Regions from separate parts of the Mus musculus genome. Here region 1 is linked to region 2. The links are chromatin loops, found by intact Hi-C in ENCODE. Cell type or tissue: gastrocnemius. All regions are shown on one strand.

What was found. Peaks named below come from ENCODE experiments on the same cell type or tissue, not always from the same donor. Only the 100,000 strongest peaks of a DNase experiment are listed, where the experiment ranks them.
Region 1: a loop joins it to region 2, with 1.9 times the contacts of the local background. A loop is called at or near these places in 12 of 42 quality-filtered maps.

The regions. Positions count from the first base shown.
Region 1 is chr1:155,083,882-155,086,381 of GRCm38, reverse strand. No RefSeq gene overlaps it. Among named protein-coding and RNA genes, the nearest start is that of Gm9530, 1.9 kb to the right of the region's middle. In gastrocnemius, no CTCF peak of the experiment used is centred here; a DNase peak (open chromatin) is centred at 1,271; H3K4me3 peaks cover 495 bases; H3K27ac peaks cover 1,488 bases.
Region 2 is chr1:155,139,205-155,141,704 of GRCm38, reverse strand. The region is part of intron 1 of Mr1 (major histocompatibility complex, class I-related); the gene reads left to right. Among named protein-coding and RNA genes, the nearest start is that of Mr1, 6.4 kb to the left of the region's middle. In gastrocnemius, a CTCF peak has its summit at 1,387 (motif pointing right); a DNase peak (open chromatin) is centred at 1,418; H3K27ac peaks cover 266 bases.

The DNA of each region.
Region 1 (2,500 bases), 55 kb after region 2:
ACTCAGTTTCTGGGAGAGGGGCTCTAAAGTACAAACATCCCTGCTGGGCCTATGTCTCTCAGAACCTGTAGTCCCTCCCCTAGAGAGGGTATTTGAGCCTTTCGATGTGATAAATCCTCGAAAACTAGAGTGGATGAAAGCCGTGATAAACACAAGTATGCAAATTGCACCCACAAAGAACACAGAAGATAGGCGAATCTTCCCACCCGACTCTAACAGTAAGAACTTGTACTGTAGCTCCCGAAAGGGGACAGATGTTTGTTCCTTCATTAATGAAGGTCATTATCTGCATTCCTATTGCTAGGGATGATCACGTCCTCAGTCCAGGAACTCTGTGCCTCTGGAGAGCAGGGATTCTGATAAAAAAAACACTGACCAAGGGGCAGGACCTTGCTAGCCAATGGTGTACAGCTTTTAACCTTTTAATTAAGGCATGTTTCATTTACTTACAAACGGGTAGAGCTGTAATAAATGTATCCTTATGAGAGCCCTCCCCCCCCCCCCAGGTCTAACAAACAAAGGCAATTTACTATACAAGTGTGAATATGAGCCTAATTGAAGAGTTTCCTATTGTTTCCTTAGGGACACAGCTCCTTTAGGACTCTGCCTTGCTCTCTAAGTTTAATTCTCCCAGTTGACCAGAGCCCATGGGAGGCCAGCAGAATCTCTGGCAGGGGAATGGAGAGCCTATCTCCAACGGCATCTGAGCTCTATCTGCCCTTCTCTCCAGGTAGCTTTTAACTTCAGCAACACTCACGGCTCCCTTCAAAGATGTATTTCTCTGCTCTCTCCACCAGAACTGACCGCCCCTCATACTTGGTGAATCAATTCACCCCCAGAAGACATCTCTGCGATCAGTTGTTCACGTGTTTCTTTTCCTGACCTGCCTGTGCCCTCCCTACACCTAAACCACATTCATCTTTCTACCCTCAGAATTTGGTATCGACTTAGGACTGACTCTGGCTGTTGTCTGGGGCAACTCAGGTCCTGGTTTGCTCCTTCAGTCTGACTTCCAGTCATTTAGTCTTTCTTAGTCTTAATTTCTTCATTTAAAAATAAATCTTGCCAATTCCAGCTCTCACGGTTATGAATTAAAAATGAGACGACGACAAGGACGACGGGTGGAAGTGCTGAGCAAAAGCCAGGTGGTGGAGGTGGTCGGGAGGGGCATTTAGCTCTGAGGGAAGACTTTTTTGTCTTAGTCGGCACTGGTAGCCATCATGAAGTAGTATACAGAGAAAGTTATCTCTCACGGTTGGTTCTGGATGCTGGAAGACTGCCATCAGGATGCTAGCGGGATGCACCCGGGTGAGCCTTCCATGGCTCACGGAGAGCTGGTTTCTTCTGTTCTCCCTTGGCAGAGCTCTCTCTTGAAAGTCCACAGTCCTGTTAGATAAGGGCCCCACCCTCACTGACCTCATTAAATCTTTTAGTATCCTGCTGTCTCCAGATATAGTCACAAGGGACACTAGGCCTTCGACAAATGAGTGGGGAGAAGGCAATTCAACCATAACAGTAGTTAAGGGTATACGCCCTTCAGACCTCTCCCCCATGTCCTGCTCACAGGTCTGGAGCCCCCCCCCCCATCATCCAGTTCTCAACTACAGCACATGAATCATGAACAATTCGAAGACGTCTCAATTAATTGACTGAAGCTTTTTCACTGTACATCCAATGGCTTGTGAAGATGAGTCCATTCATTGCTTCATTCTGTCTTTATAACCTCAGATGAGGAAATGAGGCCCAGATCTCTTGCCTCAGTCCTCTAATTGTACTTTCCATGTCTTTCCACCACGCCAAGATCTCTGCCATATCTACCTCAAAGGGACACAGGGCTCTAAGTCCTGGAAAGGACCAAGAATTTCCACTAGGACCACAGCTGAAATGTTTCCCTTCTCTCTGTCTCTTCCTGGGTTCTTTCCTATTTCCTATTTTATGGCCTGAATTAAAAAGCTAAAACAAACAGTAACAACAAAAAACGACACACCGAATGACAAAAATGTTCTTTGAAGAAAGAACATTACAAATCCAAAGTATTAACATTTTATTGTAATTTGAGGTCAGCTCCAAAGCATCTTGCACACTCCCTTAGTGCATTTCTTTGGGACGTGTTCTGTACAATAGGACAAATGGAGAACTGTCGATTTCATTGTACTCATTCGCTAAGCTAAACATTAACTTAGTTTAGAAGCGTACACAGTGTTAGGACCTCTGACCAATGTCAGTTGATTCTGCTCCTTGGCACCGAGCGTCTGCCCACAATACTGACCTTAATCCTGACACTGAGAGGAGGAGACATTGTGGGGTCCACAAAACTCCTATACACAAAATGCGCGAGTGCCGTTAATGGTCAAAACCTTAAGGATGGAAACAGCGTAGCAGGGAGAAGTGGAGATTTGGGACCACCCACCCAGTGCTTGGTCAGGGGATGGAGTCCTGCGCTGACGATCTGAAATTCCGAGGGCGATTCTAGCTTTGGCCTCGCGCTCCAGCCTTGTGC
Region 2 (2,500 bases):
TCTGTGTCCTGAAAGTCAAAATGAGGCTGAATTAAAGAGCAATATACTAATGTGTTTGGTGAAGAAAATCTCTAGTCAGAAGTGTTCAGACTGTGGCGGTTACTGTCCCTGCTTTTAGCCCATATTACAGCAATAGACAGCTGAAAGCTGAGGGGAAATATTTGAAAAGTATATAGTTTGGCAGGGAAAGGGACATGAATACAGTTGTGGTCAAAGCAAGTGTGGGAAAAGCTGTGATAATTCATACAGGTATTAGTACTATTAAAGAAAAATCTCACATCTCTCCAGCCCCAAGATTTTGGATTTCGATCAGTGTTGGAACCCTTAAGATGTTAGGGGGTAGGGGGGGCTGGGGAAATGGCTCAGTGGTTAAGAGCACTGACTGCTCTTCCAGAGGTCCTGAGTTCAATTCCCAGCAACCACAAGGTGGCTTACAACCATCTGTAATGAGATCTGATGCCCTCTGCTGGTGTGTCTGAAGACAGTAACAGTGTACTTTTTTTTTTTAATGATTTTCAGACAAGCAAAAACTTTAATAAAATCAATCTCTCAAAGTAAAATAAATAAATAAATAAAAAGATGTTAGGGACTTTCCCAGTTGTAAAATGCACCTTGTATCATGAGGTAGCCATGGGCCTCTGGGGTCAGGGCTGTGGATTGAATGTGAAATGCACCCCCCCCAGGTTTGTATATTTACACACTAGGTGCTCAGTTGGTAGTGTCTCTTGAGAAGTTGTGTGGTTTGGGGGGCACACAACACAGATAACAGGTCTTAAGGTTGGCTAAGGGTTATTATCGTCCAGCACAATTCTAGCCTGAGCCCTCTGCTTTCTGACCTGGAAGGATATGAGGAACCGTAGCACAAGCTCCAGCAAGCCCAGACCAGGCTGATCCCAGCCACTCTTTCCTCTTCTCCATGGACTCTACTCCTTTATTCCATGAGCCAAAACAAATCCTTCCCCCCTTCGGTTTCTATCATGTATTTCTCAGTAGGGACAAGAAAAGTAATTAATACAGTGGCTAAGAAGTCAGACTGGCACATTTGTCAGTTTTAGACTTGCCGTTAAGAGCCAGTCTCTTGACAGTTGTTAGGAGAAGGGACTAATGGCTTCTGCTGCGTGCAGAACCATCGACATCACTGCATGCTTTGAGGAGTGTCCCAAGGTTCTTTTACCTAAAATACAACCATTTACTTCTCTCCTCATTCCCACAATCCCCGGGATCTCAAAGAGTAGTTATCAGAAATCACAATCATTTTTACCGTACTAAGACACTGAGCTGCTTGAAGAGGGTAACAATAAACTGTTCTTTATTGAAATGGCTACCCAATCAGAACCTCCTACCAACCTGAGGAAGATCTGCTTGGGCTCTAGGGACTGGAAGATCAAAGACTGAAACATGTCTGACACAAGGGGGCAGGAGAGAGCACTTTAATCCAGGCTCTGGAAGAGTCTCTCAAGCAGAGTTGAGTAGTCATAGGTAGAGAAGCTCCCGATGTGAGAGTTCAGCTTTTGATTTCTGGTTCCTTCACTGTGGCTTTTAAGGTTGTGCTTAATTTAGTTAATTTTGAGTAATGTACTTAATCTCTCTGCACCTTCCATCTGTGGAATGGGAATGATGGGACCTACCTTGATGGATGTTATTGTGAAGGCTGGGGATGTAGCCCGATAGATAAGAGTTCTTGTCTAGCTTGTACAAAGTCCTGGGATCAATCCCTCGTGCCACCTGAACCAGATTTGGTGATTTGTGAGGCAGGAGAATCAGAAGGTCAAGGTCATGGTTGACTACATAGACAGTTTGAGGCCAGCCTGACATGAGACCATGTTTTGTTTTGTTTAATTATTGTGAGGAATGAATGAAGCCAATGTTGCTCAAGGGTTTGTATAGCACTGGCCACATGGTCCCTGCACAAAAAATAAATACACGTAAATAGTGATGATGGAGGTACCTGCTGCCCTTTAGGCCTCACTGAAGGTGTAACTGGTCTGGCTTGATCTCCTTGGAGGATTTCTCAGGAACACTCCTACTCCTACGTGAGCAGGGTTGCTGTCTTGCCTACACCCCATAGGTGCCTTTTTTGTTTGTTTGTTTTTGTTTTTGTTTTTGTTTTTGTTTTTTGTTTTGTTTTGTTTTGGTTTTTCAAGACAGGATTTCTCTGTGTAGCCCTGGCTGTCCTGGAGCTCACTTTGTAGACCAGGAAGGCCTCAAACCCAGAAATCCACCTGCCTCTGCCTCCCAAGTTAAAGGCGTGGGCCACCACCGGCGGACTCGGTGCCTCTTTTGTGACACTTGTATTTGTTCTGTTATATAAAAATCCCCAGTTATACTGTAAATTTCTGGAGGGAAGAAGTGGTACCTGATTCATTTTCCTCTTCAGATGTTGCATCATAGCTTGTCCATGGTAGATATTCAATAAAAACAAGTCCGGGGTTTTATATTCCAGTAATTTTCCTTAGATGTTTGTCAAAAGTGGCCCAACTGCTATTGTACCAAGTTAAAG